Linked DNA regions of Homo sapiens: region 2 is linked to region 1. Evidence: chromatin loops called from intact Hi-C (ENCODE). Cell type or tissue: lower leg skin. All regions are shown on one strand.

Region 1 (8,000 bases):
GTCTGGGCAACATAGCAACCCTATGATGAATGGTTCCTGAAATTTTTTTCTTTTTTGAGAGACCAAAAAAAAAAAGTGTTTAGGAACCATTCATCACAGGGTTGTAGTCCTTGTGAGCTTTGTTCATTTCCTTCCTTAAAAAAGAAAAAAAAATCCCAATTTTTTTGGTATCCCACATCCCACTACCCAAGCAGAGTCCTGAGGCTGTGCGTGCAGTTGGGAAACTGAGTTACAACCAGCTGGTGGAGAGGATCATCACCTGCAAACACTCCAGTGACACCAACCTCGTGACAGAAGGTGACATTCCTCCCCTTCTCATGGATAGTATGTGGAGGGAATGACAGCTACTTAGGCTTATTTTTTATTGGGTGTCATCTCCTACCACATCCCACTAGATATAAGCTTCACAAGAAGGAGCTTGGGGAATTTCTGTTTAGTTCATTGAGGTATCCCCAGTGCCTGGCACAAGGTAGCTGCTCTATTATAAGTATTTGTTAAGTGAATGAATACAGCCAGGTTTCAAGAAAGGGACGTCAGAAGGTGGGACTGACCCCCCGGGGCTTTTGACAGGGGCTCTCTGGATGGTCCTTCCTGTTGTGGACCTTGAATTTAAGCCAAGTTTCCCCCGACTCGTCCCTTTCTGGCAGGCCTGATTGCAGAGCAGTTCCTGGAGACCACCGCGGCCCAGCTGACCTACCACGGACTGTGTGAGCTGACAGCAGCTGCTAAGGAGGGTGAACTTAGCGTCTTTTTCCGAAACAACCACTTTAGCACCATGACTAAGCATAAGGTAATGCGAGTTTGGGGGTGGCGTGCTGCGGTGCTGTCATTTCCTGGTGCCTTTTTCTCGTGGGTCCAGCTGGGATCAGCTAGATTAAGCCGTGGTAGCAAGTGACCCCTCAAATCCCTGTGGTTTACCACAACAAAGGTTCATTTCCCGCTCCTGGTGCGTGTCCACTGTGGACTGGCTACGGTTCTGTCCCACACCATCTTCACTCTGGGACCCAGCTGACAAAAGATCCTTTATCTGGAATATATGTGGGAACAGAGAGAGAGAGGGGCACTGTGCACTCATGCTTAGAGCTTCTGTTTGGAAATGACACATGTCATTTCTGCTCACATCTTCTGGCCAGAGCAAGCCATAAGGGATAAGCCTGCCGTCGATGGGACAGGAAAGTATGATCCTCCCCTAGGAGGGGGCAGTGGAATTTTTAAACAATGCTGGTCTTCAAAAGTTAGAAACTGCCAAAGCTCTCTAGGATTTGAGCAGCAGAGGGAGGGGTCTCTGGTTCTCAAAGGATTTATCCTAAGAGCCATCAGGCAAGCCCAGAGAACAATGGGAAATGGGGGGAGCAGGGTCTTATGTGGCATCTCAGCCCCAACGACTCCATGCCACGCTTAGCCAGAATGACCACCGTGCTCACACCCAACTGGACATACACTCAGACATCCCTTTCTTCCCCCCAAGGCCACACATATTTGTAAAAGGTCCGCATGCTCAGGGTCCGGGTGCGGTGGCTCATGCCTGTAATCCCAGCACTTTGGGAGGCCGAGGCGGGCAGATCATGAGGTCAGGAGATCGAGGCCATCCTGGCTAACACGGTGAAACCCCGTCTCTACTAAAAAAATACCAAACATTAGCCAGGCATGGTGGCGGGTGCCTGTAGTCCCAGCTACTTGGGAGGCTGAGGCAGGAGAATGGTGTGAACCTGGGAGGCAGAGCTTGCGGTGAGCAGAGATTGTGCCACTGCACTCCAGCCTGGATGACAGAGCGAGACTCCATCTCCAAGAAAAAAAAAGTCCACATGCTCATACCGAGATTTCTGGCAGTGAACTGCCTCCGTATCAACTGTCCCCCCAATGAGCTCTGTTCTTTTCTTTGTAGAGTCACTTATACCTACTGGTCACTGACCAGGGCTTTCTACAGGAGGAGCAAGTCGTATGGGAGAGCCTGCACAATGTGGATGGAGACAGCTGCTTTTGTGACTCTGACTTTCACCTGAGTCATTCCCTGGGCAAGGGGCCTGGAGCAGAAGGTGGGAGTGGCTCCCCAGAAACGCAGCTGCAGGTAGACCAGGTGTGTAGGGCACTTAGGAAAAGTGCAGAGAGCACATGTGCCTCAGAGAGCTTTTTACTGCATACATTTTAACTGCTAGAGGCCATGTGAACCCATGCCTCTCTCTCTGGGTTACCTCAGACCGTCTCCTCACTTGGTGTGTATTCTCTGGCACCACAGATAATGCATTTGGCTGTGTGTGCTGCTCTGTGGGGAGAAAGAGCTAGAGAATTTGAGGGATGTGGGAAAACTGATTTGGAAACCTTGCCTGAATAGCCACGGCTCTGGGCCTCAGCCCACTGCACAACTCTTGTTCTCCCCAGGACTACCTGATTGCTCTGTCCCTGCAGCAGCAACAGCCACGAGGCCCGCTGGGGCTTACCGACTTGGAGCTGGCCCAGCAGCTTCAGCAAGAGGAGTATCAACAGCAGCAGGCAGCGCAGCCAGTGCGGATGCGGACGCGGGTCCTGTCACTGCAGGTGGGCTGCTGCCTGGGCGCCCACACTCCCGGTTTCCACCTCATGCTTTGCCGGGTCCAGAACACCTGTTATTCCTGCACTGGTCTCTTCAAGGTTTCTTCTCTCAGAGTCCTTCCCCTGCCTGTCCCTCTCCCCTGGAGCCCCTTCCTGTCTTCCTCTCCCTACTCTCTGTCCCAATCCTGACACCCCTTCTTCTAGAATCTCTTCTTGTGCTCTTCCAAGGAAGTTCAGTGACCAATTGTTAAATCCGATACAGGGGAGAGGAGCCACATCTGGACGCCCAGCCGGGGAGCGTCGGCAGAGGCCGAAGCACGAGTCAGACTGCATTCTGCTGTAGCTCTGCCCCAGTGCCAGGCTGGCCTGCCCCTTCTTCCAGAGGCTATGGCTAGTTGGCTTGCTCCCCCGCCTCCACCCCTGAGATGTGCTGGATAACTTATTTATGGACTGTTGGGGATGAGAGCAGGCAACAAATGCCAAGGTCAGACTTGGTAATGTCCTTGACCTCACGTGCTGCTGCCTTCTCTGCCTCCCATCCAGGGCAACACTAGGATTGGTGGGTTTCTGGTTCTCAACTCCCGGTCCCTGAATAGTCACACGTATGTACAGACTGAGGCTCTGGGGTGAGGTCCCTATCCAGAATGCATCTCTTCTGCTTCCCATCCCTGCTGCCTGGATGCTCCTGATCACCTAGGCAGGCCTGTCTCCAGTTGTTTCAGAGCTTAATTTGGGTTTCTATCTCTTATTTGTAATGCCTTCCTGGGGTTTGGAAATAAAACTTCTGGCCGGGCACGGTGGCTCACTCCTGTAATCTCAACAATTTGAGAGGCCAAGGTGGGCGGATCACCTGAGGTTAGGAGTTCGAGACCAGCCTGCCCAAAAAGGTGAAACCCCGTCTCTACTAAAAATACAAGAAATTAGCTGGGCGTCATGGTGGGCGCCTGTAATCCCAGCTACTCGGGAGGCTGAGGCAGGAGAATCACTTGAACCTGGGAGGTGAAAGTTGCAGTGAGCCGAGATCGCACCATTGCACTCCAGCCTGGGCGACAAGAGCAAAACTGTCTAAAAAAAAAAAAAACCTTCTTTCCTGAGATCTGTTGTTTGCCTTACCCTGAAGCAATAGGGTTAAGTATTTGACCCAATTGAAGAATGCAAAAAGCGGGAGGTGGGTCAGAGGCAGGAAGGTGGTTACCTGTCATTTCTTTTTTTCTTTTTTTTTTTTTTTTGAGATGGAGCCTCGCTGTATTGCCCAGGCTGGAGTGCAGTGGTGCAATCTGAGCTCACTGCAACCTCCGCCTCCCGGATTCAAGCGATTCTCCTACCTCAGCCTCCTGAGTAGCTGGGACTACAGGCATGCGCCACTGCGCCCAGCTAATTTTTGTATTTTTAGTAGAGACGGTTTCGCCACTTTGGTCAGGCTAGTCTTGAATTCCTGACCTCAAGTAATCCGCCTGCCTTGGCCTCCCGAAGTGCTGGAATTACAGGCGTGAGCCACTGCGCCCAGCTACCTGTCATTTCTAATATAGCCTGCAGGGGGAACCAAAGCCTGACTTTTTGTTTTTGTTTCTGTTTTTGTTTTTGTTTTCTATGGGAAATAGTGCTCTCCTGGGAGGTGGGTTTCCAAATCTCTGCTTGGACACATGAATTTGAGGGTTGTGCTCTCCACTAACCCAAGAATTCCCATGCTGGGGAGGGTAGCTTGGCCCTCCGCTTGCTTCCCAGTTCATACAGATGGTCCTTTGCTCCCTCTATTTCTCACCTTGTTCTAATGCCTGTTTCTCAATTATTTTGCCTGAAGTTTCCTGGAGAATGAGGGTGAGGGGAGACCTGGAGTGGGAGACCTGGGTGTGGATTACTGTAGCACTAAGGCAAAACAGGATTCCTGCGGAATAGCCAAGTGCACATCAAAGGCACTTCCAACTCCAGTGCCTCTTCCCGGTCCATGTCCTGCTCCACCCAACCTTCAATCAGGGAACACAAACAACAGCGAAGTTTGCCAAAAGAATTCGAGTATCAGTGAGATGTTCTGGCCAGGGTACAGGAGGGATGAGTGAGGCAGAAACTATCAAAGAAAACTCATTTCCCCACACCCAAGAAGGAGCTGGATGACCCAGGTACAGATATAATTTTGAGATGGGAAAATTAAGGGATTTTAAAGAAACAGTTCCAGCCTCAACAAGAAGCTAGAGAATGTGGTGCTCAGTGAGGGGTTATCCTACTTGGAGGCCCAGCTGGTCTCCCAGGTTCAGCCAAACACGGAAATCTCAGATCCTCGGATGTCATGTGGGGTGGGGCAGGGAAGTCTCACATGTCTTCAGCCCTGCACAAGGCCAGGAGGGCTGACTGGCAATCCCCTTTCACTGCATCCTGCAGACAAGGGAATTCAGTGTTAGAAAGATCCACCACCACTATGGCCCAAGTGCTCTCTCCCCTCCTTTGGGCTGGTCCATCACAGTTCATCTGGGAGGGAAGGGTCCTCCCGGGAGCTCAGAGTCCTGCACTACATTAACCAAAGACTCCTGGGTTTTCTTTTTTAAGATGGAGTCTTGCCCTGTCACCCAGGTGGGAGTGCAGTGGCACGATCTTGGCTCACTGCAACCTCTGCCTTCTGGGTTCAAGCGACTCTCCTGCCTCAGCCTCCTGAGTAGCTGGGATTACAGGTGCACGCCACCATGCCTGGCTAATTTTTGTATTTTTAGTAGAGACGGGGTTTCACCATGTTGGTCAGGGTGGTCTTGAACTCCTGACCTCGTGATCCGCCCACCTCAGCCTCTCAAAGTGCTGGGATTACAGGCGTGAGCCACTGTGCCTGGCTAACTACTGGGTTTTCTATGGGGCAAGAATATGCTCAGCTGTGTGCAGGGAGTGAGGGTGGAGGTGAGGAGTGAAGGCCTGAGGCTCCAGGCTAAGAAGTAGCCAAGTTTCACCTGGAGAGAAGAGTAGAGGGACTTCCCAAATTTCTTCCTGAACTCAGCTCTGATACTCAGAAGGTCAGTCTCACATCGAGAGATAAGGATGCGAATCAGGACTTGGTAATTGGGCTCAGTTTCCTAGTAGGGGAAGAAAGAGATGGGGGGTAGTTAGTGAGAGTCTCACTGAGAGTAGGGGTTGAATGGCTTGGAGGGTTATTGTAGGAAGGGGAGGCAAGGTGGGAGTCAAGGGATAAGAGTGTACATTATACATTATCTCGGGACAAAAGTTATGTTTGTCCATCCTCAAGGAAGATGACACAGCAGGAAAGATCAGTCTCTGTGGGGGCAGCTTGAGTATTTATTTCTTTCCACATGTCTTTCCTGCCCCTACCATTAGCTTAGAGCTGTGTACCTCCAGAATTTGGTGGTGAGCAGCTCCAAAGATAGGTACACCAGGAAGGCTAGAAAAGATTTGGTGCATATAAAGACTGCCAGCATGAAAACCAGGAAAACTGCTTTTAACTTTCAAGTTAGTGAATATCCAAGGAGGATATACCTGCCCTATCCCTAAACTGAGCTGATGAGGCTCTGATAGGGTTCAAGGTTGTGTGACTTCTAGTTCTGATTCCAACCCAATAGGGCCATCTCACAGCCCCATCTCTGCATATTAGTTTCTCCGGTTGGACCCTTAGGCTGAAACATTGCTATCTTCCTCCTGTACATGCAGCAGGCCTGTTTTTTGGCTAAAGAAAGTAATGAAAGGTTCAGTTTAGAAATAACAGGCCAGGCACAGTGGCTCATGCCTGTAATCCCAGCACTTTGGGAGGATGAGGCGCGTGGATCATCTGAGGTAGGAGTTCGAGACCAGCCTGACCAAAATGGTGAAACCCCGTCTCTACTAAAAATACAAAAATAAGCCAGGCATGGTGGTGGGTGCCTGCAATCCCAGCTACTTGGAAGGCTGAGGCAGGAGAATTGCTTGAACCCAGGAGGCGGAGGTTGCAGTGAGCTGAGATCGCGCCACTGCACTCCAACCTGGGCAAGAAGAGCAAAACTCCGTCTCAAAAAAAAAAAAAAAAAAGAAAGAAAGAAAAAAGAAATAACAGGCCAGGTGTGGTGGCTCATGCCTGTAATCCCAGAATTTTGGGAGGCCAAGGCAAGCAGATCATTTATGGTCAGGAGTTCGAGACCAGCCTGGCCAACATGGTGAAACCCCCGTCTCTATTAAAACTACAAAAATTAGCCAGGTGTGGTGGTAGGCGCCTATAATCCCAGCTACTGAGGAGGGTGAGGTAGGAGAATTGCTTGAACCTGGGAGGCGGACGTTGCAGTAAGCTGAGATCACACCACTGCACTCCAGCCTGGGACAGAGCAAGACTCCGTCTCAAAAAAAAAGAAAAGAAAAGAAATAACACAGGTACAAGTCATCAAAATCCTGAATTATAATTGATTATACTAAGTAATGTGTTGTTATGAGAGATTTTTAAATAAAAACTTTTAATTGTAAAATTCCTGTGTTTTTTTTTTTCTGTGCACCAGTGTTGTCATCAATTCCTAATATCCTCATTTTCAGAGTTTCCTGAGTCACTTTACTCACAAGACTCTTCCCAGAACTGCCTACAACACATACTTAGGGCATCCCAATAGATCATAAACTCCTTTGACAAAACAAAAGAAAATGAAGTAAAACAGGATGCTCCAATTCATTTAGACTCATTACCTAATTGTCAGTGGACCTAATGTCTACTTCATTTTAACTTTTATGCATCATTAGTTTTGTATTGTCATAAAGATTGCCAATTGCTCCCCAGTATCCATTCTTCTCTTCTTCCAACGCTTGTTACTCTAAAGTTACAGAATTGGGCAAGAGTCACTCATTAACTGAATACTCTCATTGTTGTACAAGTATTCTTTTTTCTTGCTCTGTCACCCAGAGTGGAATGCAGTGGCGTGAATTCAGCTCACTGCAACCTCCGCCTCCCAGGTTCAAGCAAGTCTCCTGCCTCAGCCTCCCAAGCAGCTGGGACTATAGCATGTGCCAAACGCCCAGCTAATTTTTTTATTTTTAGTACAGGTGGGGTTTTACCATGTTGGCCAGGCTGGTCTCAAACTCCTGACCTCAAGTGATCTGCTCGCTTCAGCATATATATATATGGTTTGTTTGTTTAGATGGAGTCTCACTCTGTTACCCAGGCTGGGGTGCAGTGGTGCGATCTCAGGTCACTGTAACCTCTGCCTCCCAGGTTCAAGCAATTCTCCTATCTCAGCCTCCCAAGTAGCTGGAAATACAGGTGCACACCACCACACCTAGCTAATTTTGTATATTTAGTAGAGACGGGGTTTCACCATGTTGGTCAGTCTGGTCTCGAACTCCTGACCTCGGGTGATTCACCTGCCTTGGCCTCCCAAAGTGCTGGGATTACAGGCATGAGCCACCATGCCTGGCCTAATTATAATACTTAATCGTATACCTGGCATTGCATATGGCCCTAGGATCTTCACCAGGAACATTAATTTTTACTACAGATTGGTGGAAATTTGTCCTGAATCAGCCAT
Region 2 (8,000 bases), 510 kb after region 1:
TTCTTTTTCTTTTTGTTTTTTTTTTGAGAAAGTGTCTTGCTGTGTCACACAAGTTGGGTGCAGTGGTTAAGATCATGGCTCACCACAGCCTCAACCTCCCAGGCTCAAGTGATCCTTCCACCTCAGCCTCCCAAGTAGCTGGGACTACATGTGCACCAGCCAAGAAGGTAAATTTCAAGCAAAGTTAGAAGAGGGACATGGACTAGCACAGAAGGAGATACTAATGTCATAGTTGAGACCTAGAGAAACCCTTCTCCTCCAGCTTCCTCATCCAAATGGAGCATGCCCAAGGCCCCTGAAAAGAGCCTCAGAAACCATCCCAGAATCATTCTCCTCCTTCCTTTCATTACTCACCTCTCCTTTCCCAGGAAGAAATCATGGTAAAAGCCATATTCTGTACTTGGACCTCTGCAGAGAACAGCACCTAGGAATTGTTCAGCTGCTGCCCCCAGGACATGGGTGCTGGAGTGCCAGAACACCTGGGTTCACAAAAAAGGGGTTCACAAGTTCATAAACTTCTCCCTTAACCCCTAGATCTCTGAGCTCTTCCTCACAAAAGCTGGTAGGAAAGCCGGTATGGTTCTTCTAGGAATAACTACCACAAAATGGGGATCCTAGATTTTGGGGGTGACCACTAAAAAGTAACAAGCTTAAAAAAAAAGGCTGGGCACAGCAGCTCATGCCTGTAACCCCAACACTTCAGGAGGTCAAGGCAGGCGGATCATCTGAGGTCAGGAGTTCGAGGCCAGTCTGGCCAACATGGTGAAACCCTGTCTCTGCTAAAACATACAAAACTAGCCAGGCATGGTGGCGTGTGTCTGTAATCCCAGCTACTCAGGAGGCTGAGGCAGGAGAATCACTTGAACCCGGGAGGTGGAAGTTGCAGTGAACCAAGATCGCGCCACTGCACTCCAGCCTGGGTGACAGAGTGAGACTCCATCTCAAAAAAAAAAAAAAAAAAAAAAGACTGAATAGAAAAGAAAGAAGGCCAGTATTTTTTCTTCTTTCAGTGCATAGAAGCTCCAGCCCCACCCCTCAATCCTTGGTTCTTCCCAGTTCCAAAGCATAGAAGCTGGAGGCCAGTCAGTCTTCTGCTGCTCCTGTAAGCTTTTAGGGCTTCAGAATAATTTTTCTTTTTGAGACGGAGTCTCGCTCTGTCGCCCAGGCTAGAGTGCAATGACGCGATCTCAGCTCACTGCAACCTCCGCCTCCAGGGTTCAAGCAATTCTCCTGCCTCAGCCTCTCAATTAGCTGGGATGACAAGTGCTCACCACCACGCCCAGCTAATTTTTGTATTTTTAGTAGAGACGGGGTTTCTACTATGTTGGCCAGGCTGGTCTTGAACTCTTGACCTCAGATGATCCACCTGCCTCGGCCTCCCAAAGTGCTGGGATTACAGGCGTGAGCTACTGTGCCTGGCCAGAATAAGCTATCTTCTTAACACAGTGGTTACTTAGGTCTCTGTTTGGTCTTTTAGTCCTATTTTTTTCTGTCCCACGAATCTAGTGCGATATATTCCTCTTGGATTTGGTCACTATTTACACATAGATGGCAGGAGAACTCTATTTTTCTGGATCCTAATAGGCAAGGTCTGTGCTACCTGAGCTGACATGAAGAAGACAAGGTGGGGAGGTGACCAGGTTGTTTGCTCAGCTGTATAAGCCATGTTAGAATTGAATATACACTACAGATGACTTATAATGTACGTGCTCAAGAGTTGAGGGGGCTGAATTTACATATTTATCCTTTCGTTTTTTCAACATATCATCTCTCTCCCTCTCACTAGCACAAATGTTTGCTTAATAGATCGAAGCTAAGTTAAAAACTTTCACCATAAGTTTCCTAACCAGAAATAGTCAAGACAGTCTGTGGTAGGTCTCCCTCCCAACTGCAAATGGAGAAACTGCGGCAAAAGAATAAAATGTTAGAATTTCCTGCTTCAATATCTCTTGGTTTAGTAGTCACTGTATTCCTGATAAGAAAGAAACTTACTGCTTTCCCCTCTGGGGAATCGAATGTCAGAAATCTGAGGTCAGAATCTGTCTCCAAGGGCCGCTCCAGATCATAAGGTTCTCCATTCACTTGAGCAGCCACTGCAGTATCTGCCAGTGTTGAACTTCAGCAGTGGAAGGTGGGGATGAAGAAAAAGACAGGGTTACAAGGCACAAAAAGGAAAATATCACATGTTCTGATTCCTATATGAGAGTTTAAAAAGTTGATCTCACAGTGGTAGAGAATAGAGTGATAGTTACCAGAGGCTGGAAAGGATGGGGGAGGGGAGATGAAGAGGTTGGCTAATGGGTACAAAAATAGAGTTAGACAGAAGGAATATGCTCTAATGTTCCATAGCAGAGTTGGGTGAATACAGTTAATAATAATTTATTGTATATTTCAAAATAGCTAGAAGATTTGAAATAGTCCCAACACAAAGAAATGATAAATGTTTGGGGTAACAGATATCCTGAACACCCTGATTTGATCATTACATATTGTATGCATATATCAAAATATCACATATACCCATTCATATGTTCAATTATTATGTATCAATTATTAAAAAGTAAATTAATGATTTAAAACAGACAGGGTTACAATCCACAGTGGGGAGAAAGTTGCTCATCTCTCAGCAACTGTAAACTTGCAAAGGTGAAATGAGTTACCAGAGCAACAGAAGCTTTCATTTCTTTCCCCAATGAAAGGACAGAGACTCTGATGCAGAAACTAATACAGATAAAACAAATCTCAGGCCGGGTTTGGTGGCTCATGCCTGTAATCCCAGCACTTCGGGAGGCTGAGATGGAAGGATCGCTTGAGCCCAGGAGTTCAAGACTAGCCTGGGCAACATGGAGAGACCCCGTCTGTATAAAAGAACAACAACAAAAAACAAAAACAAAATCTTCAGGAAAGGCTATCTTAATGGGGACGGAACAGAAACAAGCAGACCAAGTTTTCTTCCCCTGCTCAAGTGAAGAGAAAGTAAAGGGGCAGAAGGATAATCCTGGTAGTTACAGGATGGGCCTGTTACCTGATCTGCCGGGCTAGTTGGTAGGGGGTTGTGTTCCATGCCACAGCATCAATTTTCTGGCCTCCAGGAAGTGATATCTTAATAGTCCGGGGTTCCTTCTGTGCCATGCTTGCTAATCTCTTTACCTGAGCAGCCCACAGCTCCTCAAAAAGGCCAAGCCGCTCTGCCAACCAGCGTGGAGGGGTCGACACAACTGCCTGGAGGGAAAGATATATTAGCAGGTAACACACGTCCCATCATTCTTTCTTAGAATTGCAGATGATGGCACTTTGGGATGGTTAAGTGGACTTCGTCCGAATTCCTACTTTTTAAGGGGATTGGGTGATACAAGACCCTAGGCTGGGGGTCCTTCGAGCTCAGAGTCCCCCAGACCGCTAACTCGAGAATTAGATAACGAGTTTAGATACGAGTCCTTTTCTGGGGACTCGGAGGACCAGGGAGAGGAGGAGTGGCGTGAGGCTGGGTTAACATAAAAATTTGGGGGCTTCGGCTGGGCTAAGTCTGATGCGGATCGGAGCTTTGGGGGTGCCTCACGCACCGTGTGTAGCCTGCAAGCCTGTAAACCTTGGAGCCGGAGACACCGCCACCTCTGATACAGGGCCATGTTCCTTCACACCAGTGCCTACATCCTCAAACAGATTATCGCCGCTTCTCCTCCACGTAATTCTTCATTGGCTTCTGGTCCAACAAAGTCCGTGTCTATTGGTTACTACAGCTGCCACTCTAGTCTGGCACCACCTCCAGGAACTCCGAAGAGGTACACCCTACACAGCACCAGCAGCGGTGTGAGTGGTTCCGGCTGACCGGAAGACCGAAAATGTAACACACCCTCGCTATTCCCCCAGACCCGTGGCGTTTCAGCTGAAACCCAAAAATAGCAATTAGGCGTCCTGTGGCTTTGAGGACAAGGGCAGGTGAACTTTTGAGGGCGAGAGTGGGAGAAAACCAGACAGGAAATGGTAGTAATTTCCCTTTAACTATACATTTTATTTTACGTGGTCCTTACAGCAAGTAGCAAAACTTAAGAGCATAGACTGGGGAACCAGACAGACCTAGTGTAAATTCTGGATCTGCCATTAACTATGTAATTTTGGGAAAATTATTAAACTTCTCATATTTATTTAATAGAGACCGGGGGGGGCGGGAGGGGGGGGCGGGTCTCACTATGTTGGCCAGGGTAGTCTCGAACTCCTGGCCTCAAGCAATCCCTCCCCTCCCCCCCACCAAACCGCCACCGCGCTCCGGCCTCCCAGAGTTCTGGAATTACAGGCATGAGCCGCCTTGCCTGACCTATTTAATTTCTCTAAGCCTCAATTTTCTCAACTATAAAATGAGAATAGTGTTGCTCCCAATTGTTGAGTTAAATTTTATGTAAATCGTCTAGTGTGGCCCATGGTTTTTTGGTAATGGGCAAAAGCAACAAGAAGCTATTATGATAAATGACTGTAACAGTTTTATTTTTTAATTTTGAGACAAGGTCTCACCGTTGCCCAGGCTGGAGTGCAGGGGTACAATCATGGCTCACTGCAGTCTCGACCTCCTGGGCTCAACTGACCACCTCAGCCTCTGGAGTAACCACTTTAAAGCTGGAGCAAAGATGGCCGCGCGCAGTGGCTCACGCTGTAATCCCAGCACTTTGGGAGGCCGAGGCAGGTGGATCACCTGAGGTCAGGAGTTCTAGACCAGCCTGGCCAACATGGTGAAACCCCGTCTCTACTAAAAATACAAAAATTAGCTGGGCGTGGTGGTGGGCGCCTGTAATCCCAGCTACTTGGGAGGCCGAGGCGGGTGGATCACCTGAGGTCAGGAGTTCTAGACCAGCCTGGCCAACATGGTGAAACCCCGTCTCTACTAAAAATACAAAAATTAGCTGGGCATGGTGGTGGGCGCCTGTAATCCCAGCTACTTGGGAGGCTGAGACAGGAGAATCGCTTGAACCCGGGAGGTGGAGGTTGCAGTGAGCCGAGATCACGCCATGCACTCCAGCCTGGGGGACAAGAGCGAGACTTCATCTCAAAACAAAACAAAAACAAAAAAGCTGGAATCAAGAATCTGCAGAGGTCAGTTTGAGTCCCTTTATACTCATGGTGCTTAATAGGGACTTTATAGACCTTTTAATCTTTTTTTTTTTTTTTTGAGATGGAGTTTCACTCTTGTTGCCCAGGCTGGAGTGCAGTGGCGTGATCTCGGCTTACCGCAACCTCCGCCTCCCCAGGTTCAAGCGCTTCTCCTGCCTCAGCCTCCCGAGTAGCTGGGATTACAGGCATGTGCCACCCCAGGCCCAGCTAATTTTGTATTTTTAGTAGAGACAGGGTTTCTCCATGTTGGTCAGGCTGGTCCCGAACTCCCAGCATCAGGTGATCCGCCTGCCTCAGCCTCCCAAAGTGCTGGGATTACAGGCGTGAGCCACCATGCCCGGCCGAGACCTTTTAATCTGACAGATGAGGAATTTAAGGTCAAACAGCAAGTGCTGATGGTGATTTCTGAATCCAAGCTTGGTTTTCTTTTACCACACCATGCTTTCTCTAGAAGAGTTTGCTCCCAGTATACTCCCCCATCACCTCAGAAAGAGGTGCCTGACTAGAATTTTAGCTCTCTGCTCCCTACATAAGCCCTTTGCCTCTAATTCCTATCCCAGCTCTCAACTTCCTTTATCCTTTCTCTTCCCTCTCCCTGATACATCTAGGACACAGGACTAGGTAAATTTCATCAAATTTACTCAGTAAATATGGGAACATGGTCAGATTTGTAGTAAAGTATGAAGGGAAACTGACTTGGGGGTAGCCATCAGGCTGTCAGTAATTCTCATTAGTCCCCTCACCTGGAGGTGGGGATGGTTAGAGTTGGTTCTGAAGTTTCAATGGTGATAGAATCAAGGGTTGTAGAGGAAGAGGTGTCAGAAAAAGCAGTTTAATCAAGGTTTCCGGAGAGACCAGGTTTCCCGGGCAGGGCAGTTGATCTGAGTCACAGGAGCCTCCATGGATCTTGGGTCCATCTTCTGGTAGACACCCTGAAATACAAAGAGAAAGAGACAAGAGTGTGGGAGAGGAAGATAACTTGTGTGTGTGTGGTTTGGAGAAGGTAGTTAAGAATTTTTAAATGGCATTCAGAAAGGGTGGCAACAGGCAGAATTCTTCTCATGCCTCTGCACCAAAAGGGGAAAGGTGTATTGCAGGCAACAAAATGGTAGGTGCCCAATAATTATTGAATCAAGTATGTACCAATCACGGTATTGATTTGATGCTCTCATTTACTAACTGCTTACTGTGTGCAATGCAGTGAGCTGGGTGCTGAGGGGATGCCGATCAATCAACTACCACATCATCACCTATGTAACTTGTGTTGCAGTGGAGGAAGGAAGGAATGTTGAGTTATTCCATCCGCCCTCTGTAAGAAGCAAGCAAGCAAGTAAGCAAGTGCAAGAGCAAGCTAAGGCCAATTCATGAGTTACTGGTTCTTCTACAACTTCGGACTTGTGACTAGCATATGCCTCAGTATTGGGGAATTTTAATCCATTAGTCAGCCTAGGAAACATCTATTCTTTTTTTTTTTTTTTTTTTTTTTTTTGAGGTGAAGTCTTGCTCTGTTGCCCGGCTGGAGTGCAGTGGCATGATCTTGGCTCACTGCAACCTCCGCCTCCTGGGTTCAAGTGATCCTCCTGCCTCAGCTTCCCCAGTAGCTGGGATTACAGGTGTACGCCACCACACCCAGCTAATTTTTTTTGAGTCAGAGTCTTGCTCTGTCGCCGAGGCTGGAGTGCAGTGGCGCTATCTTGGCTCACTGCAACCTCTGCCTCCCGGGTTCAAGTGATTCTTCTGCCTCAGCCTCCTGAGTAGCTGGGATTACAGGTGCGCGCCACCACGCTCGGCTAATTTTTGTATTTTTAGTAGAGACAGGGTTTCACCATGTCAGGCTGGTCTCGAACTCCTGACCTCGTGATCCGACCACCTTGGCCTCCCAAAGTGCTGAGATTACAGGCGTGAGCCACTGTGCCCGGCCTGTTTTTTGTTTTTTGAGATGGAGTTTCACTCTTGTTGCTCAGGCTGGAGTGCAATGGCACGATCTTGGCTCACTGCAACCTCCGACTCCCAGATTCAATCGATTCTCCTGCCTCAGCCTCCCGAGTAGCTGGGATTACAGGTGCCCGCCACCACACCTGGCTATTTTTTTGTATTTTTAGTAGAGATGGGGTTTCACAATGTTGGCCAGGCTGGTCTTGAACTCCTGACCTCAGGTGATCCACCTGCCTTGGCCTCCCAAAGTGCTGCGTTTACAGGCGTGAGCCACCATGCCTGGCTTGAAACATCTATTCTTAAAACTTGGGCTGTTGCCCCTCCACCCTAGACTACTACTGAACACCCGGTGCTATGCCTTCACTATTTCACCTAATTCCTAAAACAACTATGTCAAGTATACTCCCTTTAAAACAGGAAAATGATTCTCAAAGAAGTAAAGCCCCCAGTCTATCTGAATGCAAAGCCCTTGTTGTTTATGCTATGCCATACTGCCTCTCAGGGACCAGATTGGTCATAATGTGTCAGGTTATAAGATTCTGATACTTGTGGCCAAATAGGCCTTTGATATAGGGTAAAAGAGGTGGGTCCAATAGAAAGCCAAGAAAAGAGGCGTCTTCCGACTTTTCTCTACCAGATTAAGGTTAAGGAAAAAAGTGTGCACAAAATAAAGCTAGATTTCCACAGAAGTGCAGGAAAAAGGGAATCCACAGTGAAGGGTGTCCTAGGCCCTTAGTAAAATTTTAGGAAATTCTCAGCTTAACTCCACTTTTGGAATAGAAATTCCAAGGTGACTAGAGTCCTAGTTCAGAAGGTATTGTTTTTATAGCTTTAAACTACATGTAACTTTAAACTACATGTAAATATTTTCCACTTGTCCTCAGGATCAGCACATACCTCCAAATCTATCTTACTTCTTAGAAGCACTAAAGATGTAGAAAGTATATTTGGCTGGGTGTGGT

The links. Hi-C counts contacts between places; a loop is a spot of excess contacts. Peaks named below come from ENCODE experiments on the same cell type or tissue, not always from the same donor. Only the 100,000 strongest peaks of a DNase experiment are listed, where the experiment ranks them.
Region 2: a loop joins it to region 1, with 3 times the contacts of the local background. A loop is called at or near these places in 3 of 110 quality-filtered maps.

Annotation. Positions count from the first base shown.
Region 1 is chr1:150,992,159-151,000,158 of GRCh38, reverse strand. ANXA9 (annexin A9) reads right to left here. Exons shown (of 14, transcript NM_003568.3): 13 at 5,460-5,582; 14 at 4,525-4,899. The coding sequence ends at 4,837. It overlaps MINDY1 (MINDY lysine 48 deubiquitinase 1), which reads left to right. Exons shown (of 10, transcript NM_001376665.1): 6 at 195-297; 7 at 648-790; 8 at 1,886-2,077; 9 at 2,380-2,535; 10 at 2,792-3,324. The coding sequence ends at 2,872. Among named protein-coding and RNA genes, the nearest start is that of MINDY1, 11 kb to the left of the region's middle. RefSeq lists enhancers at 2,115-2,614, 3,964-4,183. In lower leg skin, a CTCF peak has its summit at 4,095 (motif pointing right); a DNase peak (open chromatin) is centred at 4,035.
Region 2 is chr1:150,483,080-150,491,079 of GRCh38, reverse strand. TARS2 (threonyl-tRNA synthetase 2, mitochondrial) reads right to left here and starts at 3,661. Exons shown (of 18, transcript NM_025150.5): 1 at 3,564-3,661; 2 at 3,026-3,222; 3 at 1,993-2,116; 4 at 355-479. The coding sequence starts at 3,629. It overlaps LOC124904416 (a long non-coding RNA gene), which reads right to left and starts at 6,569. Exons shown (of 2, transcript XR_007066600.1): 1 at 6,291-6,569; 2 at 5,726-6,035. RefSeq lists enhancers at 3,567-3,836, 3,330-3,836. In lower leg skin, a CTCF peak has its summit at 3,743; a DNase peak (open chromatin) is centred at 3,759; H3K4me3 peaks cover 512 bases.